Linked DNA regions of Homo sapiens: region 2 is linked to region 1. A link is a loop called in an ENCODE intact Hi-C map of the cell type or tissue named here. Cell type or tissue: IMR-90. All regions are shown on one strand. Each heading gives the region's core, and the rest is flanking DNA. Links, peaks and the distances in the headings are about the cores only. Region 1 overlaps PFDN4 (prefoldin subunit 4). Region 2 has its middle 130 kb from the start of DOK5.

Region 1 (11,281 bases), core at 2,373-10,372:
GTTAGCATCTGATACATTGCTCAAAGTCAATGCCTAATGAGGGAAAATTTTTTTTAAGGTTTAGACCTCTGAAAGATGTTTTGTCTCCTGAGATATTCATATATAACACCCTTTCCAATGTGGTATTACTCATCATTTTTCCTTCTCTGTCTTAGCTACATAGAGGTTCAGAGTACATCAATCTGAAAGGTGGACTCTGTGACCAACTTATTCTCCCTTTCTTTTTTCCTAATCTATTAATGCTATATTTACATTTTTATATATACACACATATACTTTTATATGTCTATATGAGAACCGATCTGAAATTCCTTTGGATAAGTAACAGAACACAAATAAAATCATCTAACAAAATAAATTTCAAAAGTACAACTTGTGCATTCATTAACCACCCATTTGCTAAGTAAGCTGCAAAACTTGGGGCAGGTTAACGTCTCTAAACCTTCCTCTACTTCTGCACAATGAGGGATGGTAAAGAATCTACTTTAAAGGGCTCTTGTGAGGAAGGAATATATAAAAAAAATTCAGAAGACTGACAGCCTACAATAAGCACTCAAAGCTAATTGTTAACGTCGCCATCACTAGAGTTATTCCTAGATACCAGAATGGAGGATCAAAGAACTTAGTTACCAGAAATTTCTACATACAAACGGATGCTAATGACTGTTGCACAAACAATTTTCTATACCAAATCTGTAAGCCAACTTTTAACTTTTTGGTTGTTGCTGATTTTCTACTTTTAAAACTGGAGAGTCAGCTGGGCGCCGTGGCTCACACCTGTAATCCCAGCACTTTCGGAGGCCGAAGTGGGCAGATCACCTGAGGTCAGGAGTTTGAGACCAGCCTGGCCAACATGGCGAGACCCCATCTCTACTAAAAATACAAAAAAGTTAGCAGGACATGGTGGCATGGGCCCGTAGTCCCAGCTATTCGGGAGGCTGAGGCAACAGAATCACTTGAACCCGGGCGGCGGAGGTTGGCACTGAGCCAACATCATGCCTCTGCACTCCAGCCTGGGTGACAGAGCAAGACTCTGTCTCTATAAGAAAAAAACAAAACAAAACTGGAGAGTCACCATGATCCATTTTATGTCAAATGACAAAAAAGTAGTTGAATGCAATACAGAAATATCAATAACAATGCCACAGTAATGCACATTTTTCCTAGTTTGTTTGTGCCACAACAGAACTTTATAAAAAAACTTGTTATTGTGAAGAATTTCATGTACATAAAATAATTAATAATAAACATATTGACTACCAATAACTATGGACCCATGACCCAACTTAAGAAATAGAACATAAAGATTATTGAAGCCTCCTCCTGTTTTTGCCTACCCCAACTATATCTTCCTCCTACAGTTCATCACTATTCTAAATTTTTTTCTCTACCATTTATTCCTTAGGAGTTTTTGTAACATATACACCTAATTCTGTGTTTTCCCAGTCTACCGTTTGTATAAGCACTACAGCACCCCTTTCTTTCACAGATGTGCTCCAACTATTACCTCTTGTCCGTTGACTTTTCCATCATCTTCTTTCCTGGCTCCTTCTCATCTACTGTGTGTATTCATGTGTTCCCTAGTCCAAAAAAAAAAAAAAAGCCTTTCCATCTGCACCACAGTGACATTAAGTGATGCTCTGCCTCTTTCCCACCACTGTTAACTTTCTTGTAAAAATACTTTTCACTTGCTGCCTCCAAGTCTCACACCACCTACTGCTTAATCTTTTATAATCTGTTTACTACCAGCAACCGGAATGCTTCTAGCTACCCTCGATCCCTAAACTGGATGGGTCAATCTCTTTGATGCTGCCCTCTTTTGTTACCCTCTCCAGCACTATAATCTGCATTAAGAATTCTCAGTTGGTGCTCCAGTCTCTTCCCCCAACACCACCCCCACGCCCTCCAATCCCAGAAAGATGGAATGATTTGAACCCCACCAGCTCTTTCGCTGAGTCAGAATCACCTGGAGTGCTTGTTAAAACCCTGGGCCCTGTCTGCAGAGTTGCTATGAAGTCATCTTTGAAGGCAATGACCATTATGTTGCTCAATATCATTGCCCAGTGGGGGAATTTTTTTTCAGGGTTTAGTCCTGTGAAAAACTTGGCATTTCTAACAAGTTCCCAGGTGATGTTGGTTCCATGTTCACACCTGGAGAAACGCTGAACTAGAGAATTGTTCATGTATTTTTGATCCTCAGCACCTAATGTGTTCAGGCTTTTTCAAACCACACAATTATCACCCCCGAGAATCACTGGTGCCTGACGGGAGGGAGCTGATTCCTCAGGTGTGTGTGGAACTCAGGTGTGTGTGGGCTCAGATGTGGGAGGGGCTGAGGTATGGGGGTCTCAGGTGTGTGTAGGGTTCAGGTATATGGGAGCTCAGGTGTGGGGAGATCAGGTACATGGAGACTCAGCTCTGTGGGGAGTTCGTGTGTGGGAGGGCTTGAGTATATGGGGGCTCCAGTCTGGGGGCCTCAGGTGTATGGGGACTCAGTTATATGTAGGACTCGGGTGTGTGGGGCTCAAATGTGGGGGTCTTAGGGGTGGGGAAACTTAGGTTTCGGGGCTCAGGGTTATGGGAACTCAGCTTTGTGTGAGGCTTAGGTGTGTGGGGGGCTCAGGTGTGTGTGGGGCTCAGGTGTGTGTGGGGCTCAGGTGTGTGTGGGGCTCAGGTGTGTGTGGGGTTCAAGGGTATGGGGCTCAGGTGTGGGGGCCTCGGGTCAGGGGGTCTAGGGTGTTTGGAGCTCCAGTTTGTGTGTAAGGAGTAGGGGTGGGTTAACTCTTTTGAAGGAAATAAGGGCCTTCTTAGTCATCAAATAGAGCTCCATCTTCTCGGCTCTTATTGGCTTCGCCACTGTACTATTTGCTGTTGATCACACTCCCTCCTCCTTTCAGCATTCTCATCATGGCTTCTGGGATTCCACACTCTTGCGGATCTCCCATTACCGTTGCAGCTTCTGTCTCCTTTGCTGTTTCTTTTTCCTCCCACCTGCATTTTCCCCACGTCCTCTTCTTCGTGGCAAGCTACCTTAGCTGTCCAATGCATGGCACCAGGGCTCAGCAGCAGCAGCGTCACCTGGGAGCTTGTTAGAAAGGCAGCATCTCAGCCCGAGCCCACACGGAGCCAGAGTCTGCAGTGTCACAAAATCCCCGGGTGATTTTTATGTGCGTTAAATGTTAAGCCCTTCTGTAGGATGAAAAGGGTTCTCAAATATACCTCCCTAGTCCCGCATATCCTAAACTTCAACACACTTTTCCGGTTGCCAATTACATGTCTCCACGTGGCTGATGCCCTGGGAAGTCCAAGTGCTGATGCCAAGCTCGTGCCCTTCTCTCACCCTCCCCCTCCTCTGCCCTGCTTCCTGCAAACCAGACACTTCTTTCTTTCCTGCCTCTGCTTACACTACCAGCAGGCATCCAGAGATTACAAAGCAAATACAGACAGGCACCACGCAGGTAATATAAATGAGGGTAGTGGGCTAGGTGGGGACTGGGGTGAACTGGAGACAGCCTGCTTTGTCTAACGCATGAGCAGCTGAAGACTGCCTTTTAGAAATATGGTTTCAATGTTGCCAAACCGTGCATTTTTATGTGAGATCTCTGGATTTGATTGTGGCAACAAATTCAGGGTTTTTTTTTTCTTTGTTAAACTATAGAAGCCAAAGAAAACCTGTTGCAAGCTGTACTGGCCTGTGCTCAAAACCAACTTCTCTTTGGGTTTCTCCTTCTAGCTTCACCTTCGTTTCTCCAATCATTGACAAAATTTGTTCATTTCACCCCTTCTCTAAGTCCTGGTGTATCTTTTCTTCAGCCAACTGATTCGGCTCACCAGAAAAGGTACAATAACATCCAGTATTTCTACCTCCATCTTTCTACAGTAAAGCCCACCTAACAACTGCCAAATTATTAAAAAGTACTGCTCCTTTCTATTCAAAACCCTTTAGAGACCCCCTGTCGAAACCCTACCTCAAATGGCTTTTCCATCCCCTTGCTCCCTTACTTAGCCATGCTTTTGACTAGAGCTCACAAGGCTTGGACAAGGATCACAGTAGTTGTGGAGATGGAAAGAAATTAATGGATGTGAGAGATAATGAAACATTACAGTCAGCAGCAAAGCATAGCTGCTCAGAAGACTTCTACTACCACTTCCTGTGAAAAGCCTGCACATGACGTATCATATTATGCACCTGACTTTGCAACCTGGCAGTCTCAGGGCCAGATCTGTTGTGCAATTATCTGTTGTGTAGCCTGCACTGCTTTAAAAAACAAATAGTGGCCCAGTCTAAAAAGAGTGATTGCACATGCAAATCAAGATTCCTGCTTAAAAAAAAAAAAGAAGTTAGTGACAAATCCAGATCAAAACTTCCCTCTGTCGCAACTACTGGCTGAAGCTGACATTTCTTCCTTTCCCTTCAGATGCACCGCGTGCTGTTCCCCAGTCTTCAGCTAGCCCAGGGAAGTTACTATTCACAAAAATAAGCAAAGGCTTTAGAAATGAACTTAAAATGGGAATCAAATATTTGTAATGTTCTAAAATGTCACAGGTAAGTTAAGAAAATGAAGTTAGCAACATCACACGCTTCCATCCCACTGATGTTAGATATTTGGGTTTTTGTATTAGGTTTTCTTGATAATATGCAGGACAAAATTTGAAGTCCCAGTGAATTACATAGTTCAGTCTCTTGGCCCATGTCAGGCGAGTGTTCGTTGTTAACATTTCTAAAGGGCTAAACTTTAGTCGCCCTCCTATGCTAGATCTTCCACTGGGGGATCCCCAGACCTATCCATTCCCCACCCCTCCCAGGCCCTGCAGGCGACTGACTTCTATGGACCACCTCCGGATTCTGGTTGGGTTTGGCCAATGGTGGGACACAGGTGGATTTTGGAGGGAGAATGAGGTCAGGATGTCTAGTCCCCTGGCTCTACCACTGCAGGTATGACACAGGCTGGCTGTGTTCCTCCCCAGATGAAAAGCAACTTTCCCTGGTCAGGGAGTGAAGTGGGCAGTTGCTCTCTCCCCTGGCCTTTGAGGGTCCAAAAGGACCCTAGTGGTCACCCGGCACCATTGTTAACTTTGGTGAGAGTTTCCTCAAATTATTCTGATCTTATTTCCTGCTGCAACTTGATTGACTACCTCCCCAGCCTCAATCCTCTAACTGAACATTAACCAAATGGATGCAAGAAAAAAATATCCTTGCATTTTTTTGGTAAGAGTCATTTTCCAGAACTGGAATATCACTATTTGGGAAGATTTTTGCAGCAATTTAAAAATTTGCCTTTGGCCGGGCACAATGGCTCGCCTGTAATCCCAGCACTTTGGGAAGCCGAGGCGGGCAGATCACAAGATCAAGAGATGGAGACCATCCTGGCCAACATGGTGAAACCATGTCTCTACTAAAAATACAATTATTTGGGAGTGGTGACAAGTCCCTGTAATCCCAGCTACTCTGGAAGCTAAGGTGGCAGAATCGCTTGAACCCAGGAAGTGGAGGTTGCGGTGAGCCGAGATCGCACCACTGCACTCCAGCCTAGACAACAGAGTGAGATGCCATCTCAAAAAAAAAAAAGAAAAGAAAAAACTGCCTTTATAGTATTAAGAATTTTAGAAATTATATAATCATCTATCTTTAAGCCTGAATTCATGTTTATAAACACTGAACCAAAAAATACATATGCAGTTTAGCCTTAAAAATTAAAAATATTTCCTCTAAAATTATGTATATTTAATCCTAACAATCTCATTGTTGTGTTAGGATCCTTCCATTCACATTTGGCACATCAGTGCCATCTGCTGGAAAGTTAATACATTTAGGTCTCCCAAATCCCAAAATGTTTGTCTTTTGTGGGGGAGTGGGAAGAAATGCATCCTTTATTTAAGAAATAAGCCTTACTTTTACATACATAGCTGTTTAACTTCCACATCTTTATCAATATAAACCCCAATTAATTACAAAGCACTAAAATAAAATCTAAAATTTAAAACGAAAAAACACTAAACATTTCTTTCTGCACATCTCTTGGTTTCTAAAACGTTCTTCTGTGGTTCTGCCCTGTTTGTATAAAGCTCCACATGCCTCCACATGTTTAAACATTACCCATTCTTTTACCCAAATCTCTGATATTGATAGATATGTAAAAAATGTTAAATATGTATGTTTAAATATAATATGTAACATATATTTAAATAAAATATATACATATATATTTTGAAGTCTATGACAAAGCTTTAGTTGTGAAATAAGCAAGGATGCAGGATTGTACATCTTTTCATCGTGCTTTCCCCGTCATTAGACAGCAATTAAAATCAGACAGAAACAACATGACACAACTGTTAAATTTTCTTATGTGAAAATTGCAACAACAAATATTCTAAATAATATAGAAACATAAAAGATTGCTTAACTGATTTTAATAACATGACATGAAGCCCCTAGACTTGATATAATCGTTATGCAAAATACATAGGTGAATACTGTCTTCTTTTAAAAATATAAAATAAATAAGCAGACATGTGAAAATGGGCAAGTTTCCATTAAATAAATGAAAATTTTTAAAAAAGAAAGTTTTGCTTTCCATGTCATTTGAAGAAGGAAAATTATCATTTTAAACAATATTCAAGTTTATTAAACAAATAAAAAAAGTATTATAAAATGTTTAACTTTCATCAGCTTCAAGGTTTATGTTGCTCCCGAATTTTGCATACAACTGAACTTTCAAATCTGCTAACACTCGCTGAATTGATTCCACTCTGGATTCTAAGGCGTCAATTTCTTCTTGCAAATTTTTCTGGAAAAAAAATATTTTAAATTAATTCTATTCAATAGGATGATTTCTGAGCATCTGTGTCTGAAATAATATTTGGGAAGAATTTTAGGTCAAGAACCTTCTAAACTTGGACAGGCAGCTAAGTAACACTGATAATTAGATCTAAATGTCTGAATGTGGGCATTTTTAATTCATGGTCCATATCTGCTTATCACAGAATAAATCAAGTTTGTTTTCTCAGTTTCTGCTGATCTAAAAAATAGTAAAAAATTACTGTCTAAATTATTTCCTAACAAAGAACCAAATACAAAGACTTCTATAAATAGTTTATCCTGGGCCTGCTGGCTTCTAACCCAGCTTTTTCCAACAACAAAAATAACTATGAGACTACAGGAAATGATAGAAACTCACACCACCAACCACCAATAATTAAGAAGAACAACTTATGATCCAAATCTGGCAGAAATTTTCACTAACTTTGAGGCCTCTGGAGCTAAACTTTGGAAAAGAGTGGTAAAAAGTGCCTCATTTGTAAGAAAGAGCAGCTTTGCCCAGTGAAAACTCAGATATTTTCTAAGTATTTGAGGTGATAGACATGTTAACTATCTTGATTTAATTATTCCATATTGTATTAATAAATTATAACATCCCGTTTTACACCATAAATTTATACAATTATAAATTGTCAATTTATAATTAAAAAAAAGAAAATACAATTCCAAAGGACAATTCTTTCTACCTACCTATCTATAGATACTTAGCCTCTTCAATTCTAAAACCAGTTTTGTAATGTTAATGCTTCCCTCATTAATAGATTAAATAAATTTTAACATATACTCTTTGTTTTAAAAAAAAAAAAAAAAGCCATTAAGTTCCTTCCTGGCTAGGATCAAAACAATTTTTTTTCCTAAACATGACAAAAAAATATGAAATCACACAAACCAAATACCCACTAACATTAGAAACCAAAGAATATCTAATACTGACAGTGTTGCCGTTTTAGAAATCTAGCCAATGGTTCTCAAACGGTGGCCCCGAGACCAGTGTCAGGGACAAAATCACCTGGGAACTTGTTAGAAATACACATTCTGGGGCCCTACCTCAGCCCACCTGAAAGATCGTCTTTGGGTCGGGCCCAGCAACCTGGATTTTTAACAAGCCCTGTGGTGACTGTGATTCTCACGCATGCTAAGTTTGAGAATCACTGTTACAAAACAAGAAACAAAAATAAGACATATGGCTACTAGAAAGGGATAAATTCTAAATTTCTATACCGAGAAAACCTGGTTAATAAGTAAAATAAGACACTAGAAAGTCATTTTAATATCGCAAGTCCAATCATCTCTCTCTTTTCCAAAAATCTCTGAAGGCTCCTCTTTGCTCTGGGACGGGAGTGGGCAAACTATAGCCCACAGGCCCAATCTAGCCTGAAGCTTGTTTTTGTCAAGTTTTATTGGAAGACAGCCACGCAGATTCACTCATCTTGCTTTCATAGTAATTATGGCAGAGGCTGTGCAGCCCACAAAACCTAACGTATTTACTTCTGGCCCTTCACAGAAAGTTTGCTGACCCCTGCTAAGACAAAGTACAATTTCTTCAACTCAACTGACTGGAGTTCTCCAAGATGTGGCCACAATTTCAGGTGCTCCCAATCTCCAGCAAATACATCTTCTTGCAGGTCTATGTTTGCACCACCGTCATCCTATGGCCGTTCACACATGTTGCTTCTCACGACTAGAACCCCCCGCCCCCCGCCGCCCCTTTCTGGCTAATAGCCACTTATTCCTCAGCTGTTATCCCATCACTTTCCCTGGGAGCCCTTCCCTGACCCTTGATGTCCAGACTAGTGTAGATTCCTCTTCCTGTGTTCTTAAAGCCACCTCTATCCTCATATCACTTTCTACTCATTATCAGTTTTGTTTACTTTTTTTTCTTTCCATCTAGACTATATGCTCCATGCAGGCAGGGGCCAGGCAGGTTTTGTTGTCCCCAATTATCCCTAGTACATGGCAGAACCTGATACAGAGTAAGCACTCCATTCATTCTAGAATTCTAGAATGAGTAAAAAAAGAAAGGTTCAGCCGGGTGTGGTGGCTCACGCCTGTAATCCCAGCACTTTGGGAGGCTGAGGCGGGTGGATCACGAGCACGAGGTCAGGAGTTCGAGACCAGTCTGCCCAACATGGTGAAACCCTGTCTCTACCAAAAGTACAAAAATTAGCTGGGCGTGGTGGTGGGCGCCTGTAATCCCAGCTACTCGGGAGGCTGAGGCAGGAGAATTGTTTGAACCCAGGAGGCAGACGTTGCAGTGAGCCGAGATTGCGCCATTGCACTCCAGCCTGGGCGACAGGGCAAGACTCCATCTCAAAAAATAAATAAATAAATAAATAAATAAAATAAAATAAAAGTTCAGTAGCTATCTGTGTATGGGGCAGGGGATTCACAATAGCCACAAAAACCATAAGCTATCTGGGAATACTTCCAATAAAAATGTTTTTTAAATGGTTAAACAAATAAAAAGAACAAAAATCACAAAATTTGACCAAGAAGAAAAGATTTAAACATAAGGGAGACATATAAGATTTATGCATGGAAAGACCCAGGAGTGATAGTTCTTCTGAAGACTTACTAAATGTGGGTTTCATTCATACGAAGTTTTGCTTTTTATGACATTTGAAGAGAGACTATCATTTTAAGCAATCAGGTTAATTAGCAAAAGCATTAGGAAAGGTTTAATTGCCATCTGCTTCTCATAGACAAACAACGTGGCTGTCCCTCCCAAATAGTAAGAAGGCATGTGAACTGAAAATTTCATACCATGTATCAAATGTCTCAGATATTATCAGAGAACTCATATGCTGACTGACCCAGTAATTATATTTCTCTAATTATTTCCTCAAAACAATTTTCTAAATGTGAACAAAGATTTATGTAGAAGAATGCTCACAGTAACATTAGTACAGCAAAATATTGGAAACAAATTAATGCTAACAATAAGACCCGTGACCCCAATTGATAACCATCAACATGATATTAAACAGTCTTCAAAAACGATGTTTTTAAAGGCCTGTGTGCCAGGCTCAGAGCAGGCTTCCAATGAGTATCTGCTGGACAAACAAACATTCAATGAAACCAGCAAAAATGCTCCTCCTGGAACATTAATTGTCCCAACTGGGAAGCAAACTACACGGAGAGAGGCAGAGAGAACATAAAAGAAATACAGGAAAATGTTCACTATGAATGGTTACCTCTGCATAGCAGAATTACAGGGGATTTTTCTTTTCTGCTTCAATATATGCTATACCTTCTAAATACTTTTAGTTTTGAGCAAGGTTCTGGAGTCAGAAGACCACTGTCTATGTGTCACTTTGAATAAATCCCATAACCTCTCTAAGCCTCTATTCTTTGTCCCTAAATTGGGATAACAGGTCATCGTTATGATTCAACAAAATCCTGCTGGCAAAGCATTCGGAGCATGCCTGGGACATAACAAGGCAGTAAATATTAGCTATAGCTAGCATCTACTATTTCCCTACATCTATAATTACATGTTCTTTATAGTGATATAAATTCTAATTTCAGAATTAACCTTTAACATACCTTTGCTTCTTCTAACATTTCTTGCGTTTCTTCTTGAGAATGGCTAATGAAGACATCACCAATTTGATAAGGTATCATTAAGCAATCATCATCTGCAAGCATGATGTCATCACAAGCATCTTCTAGGTTTTGGAGTTGTTTCTATAAATGCAAAATGGCAAAGAAAATGTACTCAAAGTTCTCTGATAGAAGCTAAAGGCCAATTGTAATTTGGGGACAGCAACTCTCTGAGGGACCCTCTCACAAAGGTATTATTACCACATTAGAATAAGACCTTAATTTGTAACTTTTTAGAAGACATTTCACAAGCAAGCACTTAGAGCTACCTAAAGCTTTGTCCTCTGGACAATAAGCGCCCTGTGGTGGACAGCAGGCACATGGTCACTCAAAATTTCTTCTATTTTAACAATTTTTGACTTTGTGAATTCTGCCTTCCTACAAAAACAAAACCAAAAAAACCAGCCTACATTTCTCAGCCTTGCTTGCTGATAGGGTGTAAGTAAATCATGCGGGTAATGAAAGTTCTGCCAGCATGCATAAGTGATAATAACTTCAATTCCACCAATCAAATGCATTTGAGCTGGATTTCAACTCAAGGGGGACGGCTGGACACAGGCCCCAGATTTACTGGGGTAGGTGGCACTGGCAGCAGCAGCTTGGTGTTCCTAAGTCTGCAAGGGTGGCTTCCTCATTGGGAAGACAGCTGACTCTGGGATCAGTGGAGGCAACAGCTGTTCCACCGCCAGCCAAGTTCTCCGAGACTTGTTCCTGGAACCTCGGTCTAGACTCAAGCTCCTCAACAACTCTGTAAGTTATCGCATATCCCTTAAAAAAAAAATGACTTTCTGCTTAACTAGAGTGGATCGCGTCATTCATCTGCAACAAACAGCCCAGAGAAATATATATTCACTTGTT
Region 2 (11,281 bases), core at 2,257-10,256, 130 kb before region 1:
CTTGAAACTAACCCATGTTGTTTGATGTTCCAATCTATAAAATCTATGACAAAAAAAAAAAAGAAAAATGAAAAAAGAACTTTACTGAACACTATGACTGTTTTGAGCTGTCACATGTCATTGGAAGGTGAAATTTGAGAACATCGTCCTTTATAATTCAATTTCCTCTGATCTGATGTAGTGAATCCATGGGTGGCCCTATCTTTGATGGTGGCACACTTCCAAACTCAAAGAAATCCATGTGTCATTGTGTTACGATGCCCTGTCACCAGTGCCCTTAAGCAAAAGAAAACTTTGGTAGCATTTCATGACAGACTCTAGAATGTCTGATTTCATATATTTTTAAAAATGATTGTGTCACAGTGGAATCAAAGTCAGCAAATAATTATATAGAAACTGTGGCTACTCCTGAAAAATATGACAACTTGCATTCTATGCATTATTTTTGGCTGTTTAAAAATTACATATAGTAGGATTTTAGCTATTTTTATCAAATTTACGTTTAGAAAAAGTCAGATATAAAGTCCAGATTTGCAACTGGACATTAGAGATTTGTCAGAAATTGTGAAACTCTACTATCAGATGGCTGTCTTTTTTTTTTTTTTTTTTTTTTTTGAGACAGTCTCGCTCTGTCACCCAGGCTGGAGTGCAGTGGCGCAATCTCAGCTCACTGCAAGCCCCTCCTCACAGGTTCACGCAATTCTCCTGCCTCAGCCTCCTGAGTAGCTGGGACTACAGGCACCCACCACCATGCCTGGATAATTTTTTGTATTTTTTTTTTTTTTTTTTTTTTTTTTTTTGCCGAGACGGGGTTTCACCATGTTGGCCAGGATGGTCTCGATCTCCTGACCCATGATCTACCTGAAATGGCTGTCTTCTTGATGTGGACATAACTTTACATAAGATTGCATCAGATTAGATGAAATTAAGCCTTCAATCATGCCATCTATTTTTAGTCACATTTGTGAATCCATTGTTAGTAATTCTGCCACCGAGAACTCCACAAATCCTTGGAAGACTGGAAAACTGAAATACACTGGAAAAACTTCAGTTTTGTTTCACGCAACCTCCAACATATATTAAAAGAGCAATTTCTGAATTTGAGAGTGGTGCCAAGTTCCTGAAAGTGTTTCATCATCCACTTCAGTTCTGACTACCAGTTAGTTGAAGAGTTATTAGAACCCACTTCCCTGAAGCAGGAGGCTCTCACTGCCTAGCAACACCACCATTTTGTGCTCAGTGGCCACAGAGGGATCATACTAAGAAAATTCTAGATTGAATATAGAGACGAAAGTTCACATTCTCTCAAACATTTATAACTGGCAAAAGCAAACGATATTTTGAACCAAACTTTGATAATGACCCTTCTAAAAAGACATGACTCATCTATGGAGTATGGAATTTGTTAAAGTTGTTACAAAAGTGTCTTTATAAGTTTTAGAAGAGTGAATATTTTCCCCTTCTTAAAACAATGAAAATCCACTAATACGTTATTGGGAAAGAAACAGCAAAATAATGTATAACTTCAAACTTCCCTTTTGCATGCCATCTGCAATTACCCTTCTCAGAAGAAGCCATTAAATTTTGGGGTGCTCTGATTTTTTAAAAAATGAAAATAGAATACTTGTGTATATGGCAATCCCTTGGTATCCACAGGGAATTGGTTCCAGGACACCCTCAGATACCAAAATCCCCAGATGGTCAAGTCCCTGGTACAAAATGGTATAGTATTTGCATATAACCTACACATATCTTTTGGTATATTTTAAATCATCTGTAGATTACTTATAATACCAAATATGACATAAATGCTAGCTAAATAATTATTATATCATATTGGTTTTTATTTATATTATTTTTGTATTGTCATATTATTGTTAGTATCTTTTTTTATTTTTTGAATATTTTTTATCCCCATTTGGTTGAATCCACAGATACTAACCCTGTGGAGGTGGAGAGCTGACTGTATACACATGCGTTTTAATAATGCAGACACTTTACTATCCCATTGCTATTTTTCTTGATGTTTTCATACAACTATACAACTTAGAAATATTTTTATAGCTCTATCTCATTATTTTATGGAATGGGGGTATGGGAATTGGTCATGTAATTATGGAGGCCAGGAAGTCCCAGCAACCTGCTGTCCGAAAGCTGGAGAGTCAGGGAAGCCAGTGCTGTCATTCAATCTCAGACGAAAGGCCCAAGAACCAGGGGAACTAATGGTGTAAGACCCAGGCCCAAGAATCAGGAGCGCTGGTGTCTTAGGGCAGGAGATGGATGTCTCAGCTCAAACAGACAGCGTAAATTTGTTATTTTGTTCTAAGCAGGCCCTCAACAGATTAGATGATGCCAGCCCAAATTGGAGAAGGCGGTCCTCATTACTCAGTCTATGGATTCAAATCTTAATCTTTTCCAGAAACACCCTCAAGAACATGCCAGAAATAATGTTTTACCAGCTATCTAGGCATCCCTTAGCCCAGTCAGGTTGACAAATAAAATTAACCATCACAAATGGAAATGCCATCATTTAAAAAAAAAAAAAACCATTATCCTCTTGATAGACATTTAGGTAGTTCATAAACATAAACTTGTTGTCTCTAACCTGCAGATATATCCAGATCTGAGCACGACTCTCCTCCTCCAACTGCACTATCCCTGCCCAACCTGCCATATGTTCCTGCTGGATGTCCCTAATGGCCTCCTCACTGGTCAGCCAGTTCAGGATTTTGTTTCCCTACTGTCCATTCCCCACTCAGCCACCAGAATGACCTGACTAAAACATAAGTCAGGTCACATCACTGCTCCGCTCAGAACCTTCCTATTCTTTCCCATCTTATTCCAAATAAAAGTCAAGGTCATCTCAATGGCCAACAACCCCTGTACTCTCTGGTCCCTCCCAGATACTTGGCACTTCTCTGACCTCACCTGATTCCTTGATTTTCCCTAGTTTACTGTGTTCCAGCCACACAGGCCTTCCTGCTTTTTCTTCAACTTGCCAGGAACTATCCTACCTCAGGGTCTTTGACCTTACTGTTAACTCTTCCTAGATCACACGCTTCTCAGATATCCACAACTCCCTCTCTTACCTCCTTCTGGTCTTTACTCAAAGGTCAATTTCCAAGAAGGCCTTTCCTGACAACTATATTTAAATTTGCTATATACTCTCTGAAAATATTCATTGCCTTCTAACAATTTAATATTACCTATTTTAACTTTCTTTCTTTTGAGACAAGGTCTCACTCTGTCACCCAGGATGGAGGGCAATGGCATGAACACTGCTCAGGGCAGCCTTGACCTTCTGGATTCAAGCAATCCTCCCACTGAAGCCTCCTGAGTTGCTGGGACCACAGGCATGCACCGTCATGCCCAGCTAATTTTTAAATTTTTTTGTAGAGATAGGGTCCCACTATGTTGTCTGGGCTGGTCTTGAACTCCTGGGCTCAAGCAATCCTCCCGCCTCAGCCTCCCAAAGTGTTGGGATTACAGGCATGAGTCACCACACCTGGCCTATTTTAATTCTTTATCCTGTTTATTGTCTATCTTTCTCAACAAGAATATAAGCCTCATGAGAGAAAGAAAAACAAATTTAAATGTTCACTTATAGCTAATTCCTCAAGGCCTTGAATATATAAGCACTCAAAAAATATGTGTAGATGAATAAATGAGTTACAAATAATGGTGAAATGTACATCCTTAACATTTATCCTACAATATTTGGGCAAAATGTGTAGAATAGATTATAAAAGGAATTATTAGTTCAAAAGGTAGATAGTTAAATGTTTATAGAATATTAAGGACCAATATCAGAGATATCAGAAATATTTTAAAAATTAAATATGAAAAACATTCTTGATAGTAGAACATTTAAAGAACAGTTGTTGGCCGGGCGTGGTGGCTCACGCCTATAATCCCAGCACTTTGGGAGGCCAAGGCGGGCGGATCACGAGGTCAAGAGATCGAGACCATCCTGGCCAACATGGTAAAACCCTGTTTCTACTAAAAATACAAAAAACTTGCTGGGCGTGGTGGCACGCACCTGGAGTCCCAGCTACTTGGAAGGCTGAGGCAGGAGAATTGCTTGAACCTAGGAGGCGGAGGTTGCAGTGAGCCGAGATCACGCCACTGCACTCCAGTCTGGCGATAGAAGAACAGTTGTTGGTAAGGGGCCCAAGCTGTACTCAGCCTCAGGCAACTGCATCAGAGAATGCAGTAGAATTCTTGCCATGGCTAAGACATTGACACATTTAACAGCCAGACTCATTCTGGTGTTTATTTCCCTCAATTTACTCATCAGCAGAGGAGTGAGCCAAAAAATAAACCAGAATAAAATCAAATGATTCTAAAATGTGTAAGCAATAACGGAAACAAAGGTCTCCATATCCTGAATCCAATGCTGTCACAGCTCAGTGGAGCTGTAATTTTTGACTATTAATCATTCACAGAAATTCCAATAGAAAGTCTTCATGGGTGTGGTAAGTGCCATGTTTATCAGCTCCTGTTTACATCTCAACCCTGTCAAGCTGCGAAAAAACACTCAACCCATCGAAGCATCCATTTCAAGCCAGACTCAGTGTCAAATCCAAGACTATGCAATTAAATATAATTAGGAGGAGCTCAACTCCAAGCCATTCCTACAATTCTGATGTCAATTGATTCAAATGCCATTGTATTTGTCATTGTAATTACATGATGAAACTTGCTTCATATCTGTGACCAAAGCACGCACATGCACACACACACACCATATATACATTCTACATGCTTTTCCTAACTTTGCTAGGCAGCCTATACATTTTTTTCTCTCTCAAGGCACCTTTCAGTGAATACTCAGAGGAAACTACAATAATTACATACAGGCAACGCGATTAGGGTAGAAGGGTTTCTAATGATTACCTGTCTTCTGCAAGAGTTAGCTCTTGGTGAAAAGATGAACACGTTTTGCTATTTTTCTGTGGGCAATTTTTCAAAGTTATATGTGCAATTTATGCTATTTGAGTATTTTAATGCACCCACTGGAAACTTGAGCACCCAAAGTTGACTCCATGACCAGAAACAAAATAAATGTGAAGCCAGCAAGAATGGAAGTGCAATAAACAGGGCAAAATCAGCTGAAAATGTGGATTACTGAAGATATAATATTAGGAGATTTTTCTTCATTCAGTAGTGAAGGGGTTAGAATATGTCACCCCAAAATATGCCACATTGGCGTAAGGACTATTTCAAGCAGAAAGCAATTGAGAAACAACAGATGCAAGAAACAAGCACTCTACCCTCCCCCATTGGCCTAAAATCAGGGCATAGATTTCCCTTTGTGAAAATGTTGCCACTTCCTCTTTCTCCTACCAGAAAGGGCACAGCAAGTGTTTAATCACCAGAGGAAACTCTAGACTATCAGCCTCCAGGGGAGTCTGCATAACAAACCTTCCTAAAATAACCCAGTCTTCCATTATTTTCCTCATATGTTTACCTTTCCACAATTTATCACCACTAGAAACTCAAATTTATTTTCTTTGTCTTGTCATTTCTCCACAATTTTTTTGGCCCTTTTGTTAAACTGGTATATACACCTCCAGGTCTGCCTACTTCTTTGGGTTTTAATTTCTATGAGGCCCTTCATATGCATATGAAATAAATCCTTTTTCCTGTTAACGTGTCTTTTAATGTTTAATTTCTAGGGTCCCAGCCACAGAACCTATGAGGGTTTTTCCTTTGCCTCTGCAACAGATAGTTGTTGTTCTGATACATGCCAGAAACTCTTCTAGGCACAAGGCTTGCCAAGTGAGTTCTGTGTTCAACCTGATTTGGCTACTCACCACTTGAGGGAACTTAGGCAACTTACTGAAGGACTTTTTGACACAGTTTGTTCATCTCTAAATGGTCTCATCTTTAACTATGAATACTTTCCTTGTACGGTTTTTGTGAGAATTCTTCTCATTATTAACTTACATTTATTAGAAGCATATGCATTGGTCACTGTGCTGAGTGCTTTGGAAGCTTTTTTTTTTAATTTTCACAACAATCCCGTGAAACTGACACTGTAACTATTCCTCTTTCACAGATTAAGACTTAAGATGCAGAAAAGCAAAATAAACCTCCAAGACTCATGCAGCTAGTAGGTGACAGGGCTAGGCGTGCACTCCATACCCTAAGTTCCTCCTCCTCTTGTTCTACTGCCATTATTTTGCACAGTGTCCATGCTTAATAATTAATAGCCCTCATTATTAGTATTAGTATTCTCTAGACTTTAAATTGCTTCTGCCTACCTCACAGGGTTGTTGATTTAACAGAAAACCTCGCGTAAGTGCAATGGATCTTTCCTATTTTTAGTGGCGTCTGGGTTAATTAGACTCTTAGTCACTAGTCAGTGTATTTGAGTTTTTGGAAATGACTCATCAAAAACATTTCTAAGCAGGATATTTGCTTGCAGCATTTTCATCAGACTGCAATTCTCTGCCCTGATCCTTCAGCCTGGCAAATGCATTCCAAGAAAAGTATCATATTCCAGGCTCCCTGAAATGAACCCAGTTCTCAACCAAAAAGAGCCACTTGCCTTAATCCCCTTTTAAACACTGAAAATAATTCATAAATAATGTATCTTCATATGTATTGGCTCTGATAGAATCTGAAATAAGTTACATATTTTTAAAATTAAAAAATCCCGAGCAAGGTTTTTCTCAATTCTGACACAATTGATCATTCCCTGTTGCAGGAGGCTGTCCTGTGCATTGCAGGTTGTTTAGCAGCATCTCTGGCCTCTACCCACTGGAAGCCACAGGCACAGCCCCCACCCCAGTGGTGACAACCAAAAATGTCTTCAGACATTAATGAATGTCCCCCCAGGGGGCAAACTTGCTTGCAGTTGAGAACCATTGATCAAGGGCAACATTTTGAAATAATTATTTTTAAGGCTTTCTATGAGATTTGGTATCAACTCTGCCCTGATGTTTCTATGTATTCTTGGTGGGGGACAATGACAACGTAATTGTAGTGCCACACTTTTATTTTGGACCCAGTATCTGCATATATAAATGTTTATATAGAATTTGTACTATTAACATCCTATCATGTACTACTCTACTTGAGAGTTATCCATTGAACCAATTGATGCACAGTCTTTAATCATAATATTTACTGAAAGTTTATTATATGCCAAGTACTATGCAAAGGTGTTTTATGTACCTTGTCTTAATCAATTTTTTTTGTGGTTTGTTAAATATTTTATTCTATTACATATAAAGCTGTGATTCACATGGAAATTATTTTGATAAAGAAATTATCAGGATTGAACTGAATTTTTTTTATTATACTTTAAGTTTTAGGGTACATGTGCACAATGTGCAGGTTTGTTACATATGTATACATGTGCCATGTTGGTGTGCTGCACCCAGTAACTCGTCATTTAGCATTAGGTATATCTCCAAATGCTATCACTCCCCCCTCCCCCGACCCCACAACAGGCCCCGGTGTGTGATGTTCCCCTTCCTGTGTCCATGTGTTCTCATTGTTTAATTCCCACCTATGAGTGAGAACATGTGGTGTTTGGTTTTTTGTCCTTGCGATAGTTTGCTGAGAATGACGGTTTCCAGCTTCATCCATGTCCCTACAAAGGACATGAACTAACCTGTTGTGGAGTGAAGATCATTGTCTCCCCATCTCTACAACGGAGCCAAAGTAGAGATAAGGAGAGGGAGGCTTAAATAGACTCAGTTAATTGCACAAAGCCTCACCAGTGGTAAAGGGCAAAGGCAGAGCTTAACCCTCAAGGCTTTCTAACCTCAAGGTTAGAGTATTAGCTACTAAGTATTAACTACAGTATTAACTACTAAGTTATATGGTACTTAGGGCATAACTTAGCCATGACATGTGACTCCAAAGATAAATAAGTGTTCATGGTTGAAGCAGCCTCTTTGAAAAACACCTACTTATTCCTTAAACAAGTAGTTAACAAATACTTAATTGTGTGGCAACAGTTATCCTAGATGCTGGAAGTACCAAGGTGGGCAGTGCAGAGAGGAACTCACACCATACAAAATCTTCCTGGTACAGAATCTGACTCACTATCCACTACATTGTCTACCTTGTGCCTGAACTTTTCTCAGTTTGGCAAAGGTCCGGTTATTCCCATAAGGACAAAGACATAACTATATCTCTCTTTAAAGGCTCTGAAAAGTCCTGCAATTAAGATAGTAGTTCGATGTTGGTTTCTCAATCTGCAAATGTGGATATTATCGTTTGGTATGAGTGTGCAAGAGGCTGAAGAAAATCTTAAAACACAAGCTTTGAGTAACCGGTTTGACTACGCTCCACAAGGTTTTTTCTTTCTGCTCAATTTCCAACTTCCACTTTGCATGCAACCATCACTGCACTTCTAAATGTTGATGGATGTACAGAACATTCTTTGCCAGAGACCCACTTGGGCACAGAAGTCTGGAGCAAACTAGAATATTTTATACACACACACAAAAATAAGACCTCATTCTTTCACAGGCAAAACTCCTCTGACGTCAATAGTAGGCTGGGAACAAAGGATGAAACAATAGATAGCAAATTTCAAGTAATTACCTAGCCAATGGCATAGAACGTGATTGACTGAGTCCTTGTGCTTGGCATGCAGATGATTAAATGAGTTTTAATTTGCACATCCAGTGGCAAGACTGCCAACGAATAAGAAATAGAAAAAAAGGAAGAGAGAGAAAGGAGAGCGAAGAAGGCAGGGAAGGAGGAAGGGAGTAGGATAGAAAGCGGGAGAGAGAGAGACAGAGAGAGAGAGAGAGAGAGAGAAGGAGCTCTCTATGCAAGTTCCCTGGAAATGTGGTTAACAGATTGCTAGCATACAAAACAAATAAAAATAAAAATAAAAATAAAAATAAAAATAAAAAATAAAGGTCAGCTAGATGGTTTTAAAAAGCTTTGTCAACAGATTCAAACCTGTTCAGGGACTCTGGGGTGGTAAAAGGGGGAAAATGATGCCCTCGCTATATCTGCAGAAAATGTGTGTTTGCATATTTACTGCTACAGGAATTTGAATTTCTTTTTATGCTATTTCCTAACATTTACAGATGGAGCAGAAGTGTGAGCAGTGGGGAGGCAATTTGTTTCTTCCTCAAAGGCTGCAACTCAATTCAGAGAAACAAATCCAGCTTTCAAGAGCAATTAGATTAAATTCACAATGGCTGCTCTGGGCAAGTTTGATTGTCTGCTGTGATCATTTCTTGTGCCATTTTGCAAGTAGATTGTGAAAAACAGCGATGTCATCACTTCTTCATAATGTTGTCTGAATAACCCTACCCCCACGATAATGTACTCATTGGTCAAATAAGTTAAAAAATTCTGCTTACTCTATTTGCTTCTGGAAAGTCACAATGTATGCTTGTATGTTAAAGGCTCTGAAAAGTCCTGCAGTCAAGACAGTAGTTTGACATTGGTCAATCAAGATTTGTCTAATCCCGTATGAACGCAAATGTTTTTCTGATAACCCATTTTGTTACATCTGACAGCATGGGTGTGCCCTAGAAATGTTTTAGGAAATGATGGATTATATGATTTGCTCCAGTTATCAATCACAACTTTCATATTCATTTGAAAAAATAGATCTAGACAGATTAATCAAACAAGTAATTATTAATCTGTCTCAAACGTGTATTTTCTTTCATGCATAGAAATGAGTAAGACTCATATAAATATGTTAGTTGTCAAATTATAATAGATTCCATTTATTGAGTACTCACTATGGATATATCAAGTATTTCGTTTGATCCTAATGATAACAGTAAGAAATAGACATTTTTAGCCATGTTTTATAGATGAAAAAACTAAAGTTCTGAGAATTTTAGTAATTTGCTTGCATTCAGCTAGGATATGGTAAAATCCACATTTGAACTCAGACCTCAGTTTAAATAATGTGTTTTTTCTGTATTGCTGCTTTTTCTTCTGCCTGGCATAGGCATTAAATGAGGAGGCAGGAATGAAAGGGAATGCTTACCACATTTTCTCTGACACCAGGTTTACCCACATCCTTTCTCATCTGATATATATTTAACATCTGGAATATCTGATTTTTACAATGAGGATAATGAGGTTTGTGGATTTCGAGAGCTGACATTTTATCCAGTATCAAAGTAGCTTTTGAGGAATATGATTAAAATCCAGACCCCTCCACTTTAACATTTTAATTAGGTAAAAATAAATAGTAACTTCATGACTATACACCAAATCAATGTAATATGCCATTGGTGTTAATAAAATCCAATGCCTGAGTCATAACTCTATGTAACTTAAATAATTCCACACTTTAGGAAATTTGTTTTATAATGTGCATTATAAAGAGATTAATTAACGCAAATTTTCCTTAAGTCTGTAATCACACAGACAAAAGGAAGATACTCTCTCAGTCTACATTTTTTTTCTGCTGATGAGGATGTTGGATAGATTTTTCAATTACCTGAGTTAAGAAGCAAGGCCTGGTCAACACAGTGACAACTACCTTGAACAAGGAGACCAAATTTATAGCAACCTAGAGAAGAAAACCACACAATAAGTATAAAGAAAGTTATCAGGGCAAAACATAATGAAACCTATTTTGAATTATAACTCTAGGCATCTATTAATCACTTATTGTCTTATATGTCACTCAAGAAAATGATAAATCCAGCCCTGTTCTTGGGGAGATTGCAATATATGAAGCGCTTCCTAGAGAACACTACCACTGGTCAGAAAATTTACAGTGTGGAATAAGCAAACCAAATATTATCTAAGAGGAATCTTGTGTAATCTTTGCTAGTTAGGATTTTCCTTTTTCTGGTAAAAGTACACTGAGTCAGCTCTGCAATGAGCGTACTTTCCCTGCTGGATAGAATATGGTAGAAATAACAGTGTCCTTCCTTTCCCTGGTTAAGGGATCTGGCCATGACCCAAGATAAGCTTATTGAACGCTGTTTCCTTTGAGTGTGGAATCTTGAAGGAAATGACACAGAAACAAAAAAGATCATAGGCTGATTAACTTCATCGCTGACATCCTAAAGTAACAGCCCCTCAGTTCTGGCTGTAACTCCCCCTCTCCCCGTGAGCTTTCTTTGCTCCTTGTGTTTTTCCAAACCTCAGTCTATGGCTTTCACTTGGATCCTTTTAGGTCCCTTATTTCCCTTGAATGAATTATTTTTCTGCTTAAGAGAGCAAGATACACTTTCTCTTGCTTGCCACCAAAGACCCATAATTTAAACAGTTTCAGATCTGGAACTTCAGAGAAGTATAATAATGAACAGGATAAAAACAAATACTA

What was found. Hi-C counts contacts between places; a loop is a spot of excess contacts. Peaks named below come from ENCODE experiments on the same cell type or tissue, not always from the same donor. Only the 100,000 strongest peaks of a DNase experiment are listed, where the experiment ranks them.
Region 2: it touches region 1 in a loop (2.1-fold over the local background); 3 of 110 quality-filtered maps call a loop at or near these places.

What each region holds. Positions count from the first base shown.
Region 1 is chr20:54,214,526-54,225,806 of GRCh38, reverse strand. It overlaps PFDN4 (prefoldin subunit 4), which reads right to left. Exons shown (of 4, transcript NM_002623.4): 3 at 10,367-10,507; 4 at 5,846-6,788. The coding sequence ends at 6,657. Among named protein-coding and RNA genes, the nearest start is that of PFDN4, 12 kb to the right of the region's middle. In IMR-90, for the core only: a CTCF peak has its summit at 5,783 (motif pointing left); a DNase peak (open chromatin) is centred at 5,806.
Region 2 is chr20:54,340,536-54,351,816 of GRCh38, reverse strand. No RefSeq gene overlaps it. Among named protein-coding and RNA genes, the nearest start is that of DOK5, 130 kb to the left of the region's middle. In IMR-90, for the core only: no CTCF peak of the experiment used is centred there; a DNase peak (open chromatin) is centred at 6,396; H3K27ac peaks cover 400 bases.